2 separate regions of the Homo sapiens genome follow, and region 2 is linked to region 1. A link is a contact called in ENCODE Hi-C or POLR2A ChIA-PET data. All regions are on one chromosome and are shown on one strand. The core of a region is the stretch at or near the end of the contact, and the rest is flanking DNA. Distances in the headings are between cores, read along the strand shown. Region 1 holds the start of SUPV3L1 (Suv3 like RNA helicase). Region 2 has its middle 44 kb from the start of SRGN.

Evidence for each region. Hi-C counts contacts between places; a loop is a spot of excess contacts on that map. ChIA-PET counts read pairs that join two places held with the same protein, here RNA polymerase II (POLR2A). Pooled maps may share reads with other maps.
Region 2: a loop to region 1 is called in a pooled map, with 4 times the contacts of the local background. The contact joins the enhancer-like site here to the promoter of SUPV3L1 in region 1. A Hi-C loop is called at or near these places in 1 of 37 single-sample maps with no recorded cell type and 7 of 50 pooled maps. POLR2A ChIA-PET finds 5 or more read pairs at or near these places in 5 of 52 experiments (CD4-positive, alpha-beta memory T cell, H1, WTC11 and 2 more).

The regions. Positions count from the first base shown.
Region 1 is chr10:69,177,771-69,182,053 of GRCh38, reverse strand. SUPV3L1 (Suv3 like RNA helicase) reads right to left here and starts at 1,820. Exons shown (of 15, transcript NM_003171.5): 1 at 1,492-1,820. The coding sequence starts at 1,762. RefSeq lists an enhancer at 1,736-2,105.
Region 2 is chr10:69,041,683-69,045,965 of GRCh38, reverse strand. No RefSeq gene overlaps it. Among named protein-coding and RNA genes, the nearest start is that of SRGN, 44 kb to the left of the region's middle. Within about 2 kb of position 1,250, at least 6 of the 41 ENCODE cell types and tissues checked have a DNase peak (open chromatin) inside an H3K27ac peak, as active enhancers do.

The sequences.
Region 1 (4,283 bases), core at 571-3,070:
CACTATACTCCAGCTTGGGTAACAGAGCAAGACCCTGTCTCTAAAAAAAAAAAAGTAAAGAAAAAAAAACTAAAAAAAAGCTTAAAAGAGTAAATTTTATGTATTTTTATAATTTAAAAATAAATAATAGTATAATTACATTATTAAAATAACACATTCTCTGCTATGGTTTGAATGTCTTCTCCAAGACTCATATTGAAATTTAATTGCTATTTTAACAGTTGAGAGGTGGAACCTTTAAGAGGTGATTAGGACATGAGGAGTTTGCCTTTGTGAGTGGATTAATGCCATTATCACAGGAGTCAGTTATCACAGGAAAAAAGGATAAGTTCAGCCCCCTTTCTCTGTCTCACAGGCTCATTTGCCTTTCCACCTTCCACCATGTGATGATGCAGCCAAAGGCCCTCATCAGATCCCGGCTCAGAACCATGAGTCAAATACACCTCTATTGTTTATAAATTACTCAGTCTCAGGTATTATGTTATAACAGCAGAAAATAAAGACAGTCTCCCAGCACCAAGTAAAGTGAAAGGCCTTGCTTAACACTGGAAGAATATGTCAAAGAATAACATATACTGTGAGTTCCATCACATGTTTAGTGAAAGTACTGTACTTCTGCTCTGAAAAACATATTGTAGTCTATATTTTAGATTTACAATAGGAGGCACCAATGTCGCTTGTTGAAGTGAGACATTTCTCCTCCTATTCCTGGAGACAATTCTGGATAGCATTTCCTCAATCTCCCAGTTTCATATGGTCAGAGGAAACTCCCTTACCTCCCTAATCATCCCGAAACTCACCTTGAAAACATTCACATGCCTCTCTGTCAACGAATCCATCCAAACTTAAGTTTTGCTGAGCAAAGCCCGCTGCCACTAACTGATGCTACCTCTTCTTTTCTCTCTGGAGCCGGGGACACCCTACCTTGTTCTAGACCTTGTCATGTTCTACCTTGTATTACAGTTCACTTTCCATACACGTGTCCTCCCCCACGATACCGTTACGTTTCTTAAGAGGGGATCTGGATCTGAGTCTGGTTCCTCTTGGCAACCACCACACAGCCTAACAGCGTGGTATGAGTCGGCGCCTCCTCAATGATAAAGAATCCTAAAAGGAGTCTCCGCTGGCTTTTCACTGCCACATCCCATTCGGGGGTGGGAGAGAAACAAAGAATGCAAGAAAGAGCGGGCGTCCACCTAACAACTCAAAAAAGTCAAATCTTCCCAACACATGAGTGTCTAAACCATTCAGAGAGCAGGGCAGTAAAAGGGAAAAGGCCGCTTCTGGGACGAGGCGTTAAGAATTAATCAGATACAGTCCTAAGCCGTTTGAGGGGCTCACACACCAGCGAAGGAGGCAGACACTGAGAGGCACGATGACAACACTCGATGGGACCTCGGATCCCCAGGGGAAGGGGATGTAGCTTCCTCCCAACCAGCCTCGGCCCAGCAGACACCACCCTCTGCCGCCCTCAGTAGTTCCCGCACTCACTCTTGTCCAGAGGCCGGGTTAGCTCGGCCCCGACGTCGCCGTCGGCGCTGGGGCCCTGAGGTTTCACAGTCAGGGGCACGAACAAGGACGTGTTTGGTATTTTGGAGCCACCGGAGGCAGAGGAGGAGGCGGTGGCAAGGACAGAAACTTGCCCCAGAACCCCGGGAAAGGGCCCAAAGTGGGGACGAAGGGCAGAGCAGATGGCTGCCCGGTGGCCAGCCTGGCGCCCCGCCGGGAGCCGAGCCCACAATAGGGCACGGGAGAAGGACATCGAGGCCGCAGGTTCTACACTGTCTGGCGCAGCCGCGGACACGGCGGCGGACAGTGACGCGCACCTCCAGCGCCTGCTGTCCAGAAAGACCCAGGCCGAGCAGGTAAGCTGCCCGGGAAAACGCCTGACCGTTAAGGAAAACGCCGTGCCGTGAGGGTGTTCTTTCAGGGAAAAAGAAGATTAGCAGGCAAAACCACTAGAGATAATTCTCGTTCTCTTTCTCTGTTTTGTTGGTGATTGGGACCACCTTTCCCTAAAGAAGGGAAAATAATCAGGCATCTTTGGGATGTCATACATGAGCGGAGGGGGCCTGCTAGTCGTGTCACGTGATGCAAACTAGTACTTTGGTAAGCAAGTGTCCAGAAGCACGTGGGTGAGCAGTGAGAGAATGGGTGGTGGAGCAGCAACTGCGAATGCTCAGGGTACGAGTATGTCTTGCGGACTCAAACACTAAATAGCATTTCCCAAAAGTTTCTTGCATTGTTAACCGTCATTTCCTGATATGATAACGTTAGCGATAATAACTTGATATGCCCCTCAGAAATGTTGCTAAGAAATATTGTTGCACTATTAAACCCCTTGTATTACGTAAGTACTTTTGCTTTAATGTGAGCAGTTTGCGTACATCATCCTAGCAGCTATGACCACATAGTTGTGACCACATGGCAAAAATACGTGCTCTGTACCCCAGCCATAGTTTCGTTCCATTGCATTTGTTGAATACCGTGTTCTCATGTGAGGCTGCAACATGTTAAATTCACAAGTTTAACCCGGGCGTGGTGGTTCACGCCTGTAATCGCAGCACTTAGGGAGGGCGAGGCCGGTGGATCATCTGAGGTCAGGAGTTCGAGACCAGCCTGGCAAACATGGTGAAATCCCCTCTCTACTAAAAATACAAGAATCAGCCGGGCGTGGTGGTGCACACCTGTAATCCCAATTACTAGGGAGGCGGAGGCAGGAGAATCGTTTGAACCTGGGTGCCAGAGGTTGCAGTGAGCCGAGATCGGGCCACTGCTCTCCAGCCTGGGCAACAGAGTGAGACTCCGTCTAAAAAAAAAAAAAATTCACAAGTTTAGCATCTCCATCCACATCTCTTTATACTTACATCATTAAGATCTTACAACTTGAAGGAACGTGTTATGTAATATACAATACTGTATGTCTAATAGGATTCCAGTAACAATTTGCCACGTGCCTTTGATTCACAAAATAATTTTTAAACATCAGGGATACAAGGAGACAGTCCTTTGCTTTCAAAGGTTCTGATCTGGTTTTGGTGGTAAGAACAGTACACGTTAAATAATGCACTTATTACTCTAATAGACTAATGGCAGTTCAAAGAAAGGAGCAATTTGAGAGTGGTAAGGAGATTTCTGCCAGACTTAAAAGTAAAACATAGAGAAGCGGTAAGTAAATTCTAGTCAGTGGAAACGATGTAAGCAGAGGCTTAACTAAGGAAAAGACATACTGAAAAAAATTTAAGTAACAGAGTTAACGCAGACCTAATTCTATGGCTTACAAATAGTGATTATATTTTTGAGAAGAGAAATCATTCATTAGGAAGTACCTAGGATAGACTAGGATAAACACAAATATGCAGGGAGGAAAATTACAACTTTATCAACAGTTCTAGCTGAAGGTGGTAGATTCCTGTGTCTGAGTTATGATGGAGACCATGTATGTGGAATGAGAGGTTTTACAAGACTCCTTAGATAATGTAGTGAGTGACTAAATATGCTAGAAAATGTTAATAAACAATGATGTCTCGTCAGATTTGGAAACTAGGAGAATGAAGGATAAACCAAACGTTTAATACGTAACTGAGGCAAGCACTATGTTGTTCCTTTTAATCTTTTAATATGCTTGACAACAATTTAGAGGTATTATTGTCACCAGGTTAACTAACTTGCCCCAGTAAGTGGTAGAGTCAGATACAAATCTAAATCTTTTTTTTTTCTTTTTTTTGAGACAGTCTCACTCTGTTGCCCAGGCTGAAGTGCAGTGGTGCAATCATAACTCACTGCAACGTCCACCTCCCAGGCTCAAGCAATTCTCATGCCTCAGCCTCCCGAGTAGCTGGGACTACAGGCTTGCACCACAATACCTGGCTAATTTTTGTATTCTCTTTAGTTTCACCATGTTGGCCAGGCTGGTCTCAGAACTCCTGGCCTCAAGTGATCCAGCTGCCTCGGCCTCCCAAAGTGCTGGGATTACAGGTGTGAGCCACCGTGCCCAGCCAGTCTTTCTGATTTCAAAGCAAATAGGTGGGCTTTTTGGACAGGAGCAGCATATTAGGCCAGAATCAACATTTGTACGAGTCTTTTTTTTTCTTTGGAAGGGTGATCGTGAACTCCTGGGCTCAAGCAATCCTGTGTCAGCCTCCTGAGTAACTGGAACTACAGGTGCATGCCACAGCACCTGGCAGTTACTAGTCTTACAGATCTAGCCCAACCCTAGTATAGTTTTACAGAAAAAAAAAATCCTCAAAACTATTTTAACTGTAATTTTGTTTGCACCTCCT
Region 2 (4,283 bases), core at 1-2,500, 140 kb after region 1:
TCCTTCTTGACCCCCATTACCTCAAGCTGGAAGCAAGGTTCCCAGGCAGGGCCTGGGACAGGGGCCTTGCACAAAGAAAGTGCTTGATAAAGCCTTACTGATTTGCTGTGTTACATACGTTGCACCACAGATTGGAAGTGGAAATTCAAATCAACTCAGGGCCCAGACAGTGGTTATATCAGCCTGAGCACTGGACTTGCACATTCATGTTTAGATCAAGTCTGACAGAACCTGAAATTGCAAAAGAGTGGAAACAAGTGTTGCTACAAAATAGCCTAACCACAGTGAGACACATCTCCTTTGTTATCTGTATGACGCTTTTGGTTTCAAAAACACAGCCCTATTGCAGGATCAGTTCTCTGGGCCAGGAACTAGATCTTCTCTATTACTAACAGATCAGCTGAAGACAGCGAGGGGTGGGCCTCTACCAAGGGCCAGGACTCCCATCGCATTCAGAAACACTTTCCAACAAATGGTCTTCCCTTCAGCAAAATGAATCACAAGGTCAAGAAGGAAGTGAGAAGGAAAAAAAGAATGTCGCCCAGGTGTGTTTCTCCTGAGCTATTCGCTTGTTTTATTTCATGGACAACAGTGTTACATTATGTAACTAATTCAGTTTCTTTCATCTCATTGGGTGCTAGGAAGCTTAGAGCCAATCCTGTGACCCACTAAAGTAAGGATGTACTTTCTGTATTAGTCTCTGCTGGCTCCATTTTATGTTTATATCTTCATTTTCCCTCTATTTTTCTCATCAACTTGCTGAAATTTGCCATAAGTCCTATTTAGAACAAGGAGGAGGGTAAGAGGAGAAGGGGAAAAATGGTCCTTGCCCTTGAATAATGAAAAATACATAAGTAAGGAGATAAGTAACAATAACAAAAATAATATTATAGAAGTTAACATTTATGGCTGGGCACAGTGGCTCACCCCTGTAATTCCAGCACTTTGGGAGGCTGAGGCAGGCCGATCACCTGAGGTCAGACATTTGAGACCAGCCTGGCCAACATGGTGAAACCCTGTCTCTACTAAAAATACAAAAATTAGCTGGGTGTGGTGGCAGGTGCCTGTAATCCCAGCTACTCAGGAGGCTGAGGCAGGAAGATCATTCAAACCAGGAAGGTGAAGATTGCAGTGAGCCGATATCATGCCACTGCACTCCAGCTTGGGTGACAGAGAGACTTGGTCTCAAAAAAAAAAAAAACTTAAAAAAAGGAAGTTAACATTTATTTAGCACTTTTGCAAGGGACTTGCCTTTAGCACTTTTGCAAGGGACTGTGGCAGGTAACATTATTTGAAACTTATGCAAGGGACTATGGTATGTATCATCTCACTAATCTCCCTAACAGCCCCACCAATAAAAGTACAGAGCTATTATTTTCCCCCAAATTAGTATTATAGATGAGGAAAGGGAAGCTGAGAGAGGCTAAGTCGTGAGGCCAAGATCACACGGCTAGAAATGGTGTGGCTGGGACCCAATCCCAGGTCTGGGTGAGGCCAAAGCTCAGCCTGTGGACACCACATCTACAAAATCACATGGTAGGGGCAGAAAGTGAAGGTGCCACGGTGAGATGCACAGAGAAGCTGTGGAGGGAAGGTTGGAGAGCCCACTTCCGGCTGGCTGGCTCTAAAAAATGCTAATGTCTTTGACTCAAACAGAAAATATTACTAGGTTCATAGAGCCCCGTTGTAATGATAAATAGCCAAATAGTTAAGAGGCTGCAGGCCCCAATTCTAACGCTCCTCACTTCCCTTCGAACCCAGCCTCAGAGATGACACTTAGGCTGCACATTCCCTGTGGGCAGGGACTGTGTCTTGTTCCCTGTTGGGTCCCCGGAACCCAGTGTGGTGCCTGGCACAGAGGAGGCCCTGAGTAGCATGTGCTGCATTAGTAAAGGAACTCATGGCTCACAGATACTTCACAATCATTGTTGGCGCCATGCAGATGAAGGGAGCTAGACAAAAACCCACACACGTGTATTCTGATGACACACATTACGCAGACACATGCTGCCCTGTGTGTCTCCTCTGGAGGCACCTGCCTTTTCCATTATAACGTGGCTCACATAAGTGGTGTGCAGTTTTTCAAATTTCAATAAAAAGGAAAGACATAGTAATCTAGCTGCTTTTATAGACAGAAATAACAAAATAAAAACAGGTCTCCATCCAGGGCAAGGCAGGAGATTTGAGGGGCTTCAGCAGACAGTTCATGCCTAGATGGCGGGAACATTTTTTTTTCTTTGAGACAGTCTCTGTCTGTTGCCCGGGCTGGAGTGCAGTGGCACGATCTCGGCTCACTGCAGCCTCCGCCTTCCGGGTTCAAATGACTCTCCTGCCTCAGCCTCCCGAGTAGCTGGAATTATAGGCGTCCACCACCACACCAAGCTATTTTTTTTTTTTTTAATTTTTAGTAGAGACAGGGTTTCGTCACGATGGCCAGGCTAGTCTTGAACTCCTGACCTCAGGTGGTCCACCCGCCTCGGCCTCTGAAAGTGCTGGGATTACAGGTGTGAGCCATGGTAACTGGCTTGATTTGATTTCTGCCAGCAGGAAAAGCAGTGCTGACATGGAATCAGTAGGAAACGGGGTTTGCCCCAGGGGTGCCCCTCACCAGGCGAGGCCATGAGAGTCGCCGGAACTTCCATCCCCAATGCTTTGCCTGATGAAGCCCTGGATCACCCTTCCGGGCAAACACACGCACCGCCAGCAGCTGGAAGGCAGAATGGGGTAATCGGGTCCCACCTCAGGCACTGTAGTAGTCAGGTTTTCCAGAAAAACAGCAGGAGAGACTTTAAGGAATCGGCTCATGCGATGATCTGGTCAGGCAAGTCTGAAATCTTCAGGGCAGGCCAGGAGGCTGGAAATTCTAGCAGAAGTTTATGTTGTGGCCTTAAATCCTAAGGTGGTCTAGAGACGAATTCTTTTCTCCTCGGGGGACCTCAGTCTTTTCTCTTAAGGCCTTCAACTGATTGGGTGAGGCCCACCCACACTGTGGGAGGTAATCTGCTTTACTCAGAGTCTACTTATTTAAATGTTACTCTCATTCAAAAAAATACCCTCATAGCAACATCTAGAACAATGTTTGACCAACAACTGGGCACCAGAGCCTAGCCACGCTGACACATAAAATTAACCATCACAGGCACTTACTAGCATTGGGTGTGGCCATGGTGAAAATACCTGCTTCCTAAAAGTGTCAGAGGGTCCGGCAAGTGGCCCATGTGAGCACTCTGTCCCATCTGGCATATGATGGGTTGGCTCAGGTCTGAGTGGGGCCCTGGCTGTATGAAGGGGAGCCCAGCCTCTGGATTCCCATACGTGTCAGCAACAGTTGGGCCTCCTCTATGACCAGGGGCTGCATTCCACAGGTTTGGAGGGCAGCCTGGGTGCAGGGACGCATCCTCCTGCCTTGTTCTTCCTGGCAGCACAGAAGTCCCGGGTGTCAGCAGCCTGTTTCCAGATGGCCTAACCATGGGGTCACTGTTGAGCTCCACCCGAGGGCAGTGATACAAATGCCCTAGCTGAGGGGACTGGATTGTATCCCAAGGAGAGCCAGCTCCAGTGACCCATCTCTGTGTCCTTTGACAAGCTAAAGGAGGGACCAGGCCCTCAGAGACAGCCATCTGAGAACGCCTTGCAGATCACCAAGAGGCCCTTGGCAGACAGTCCATGTTGTATATGACGAGGTTAAACACAAAAGAGCACAGCTTACAGCAAAAGCATGGACAAAGGAGAATTCTTTCCCTAAGCATTCATGTGCAGTCTGTGTAAGTTCCCAGATCTCCTCTATCCAATAGTTTTCAACCATTGACATTGACTTAAAACACCTGAAACAAAATTTAAAATTGAGAAAGGATGACTTTGTTGAAATCATACTCACCTTAAAAATGTCCATTCCAGCTGGGCGAGGTGACTCACACCTGTAATCCCAGCACTTTGGGAGGCTGAGGTGGGTGGATTACCTTAGGTCAGGAGTTCAAGACCAGCCTGGTAAAACCTCATCTCTACTAAAAACACAAAAATTAGCTGGGCATGGTGGCGGACGCCTGTAATCCCAGCTACTCAGGAGGCTGAGGCAGGAGAACTGCTTGAAATGGGGAGGTGGAGGTTGCAGTGAGCCGAGATCACGCCACTGCACTTCAGCCTGGGCGACAAAGCAAGGCTCCTTCTCAAAAAAACGAAAAAAAAAGTCCATTCCAGGCTTGATGGAAGAATGATGGGGACATGTGCACTGCTGCTTCCAAGACAGTGGGCTTCATGCGTATCCAGAACAGGAGTGCACTGGG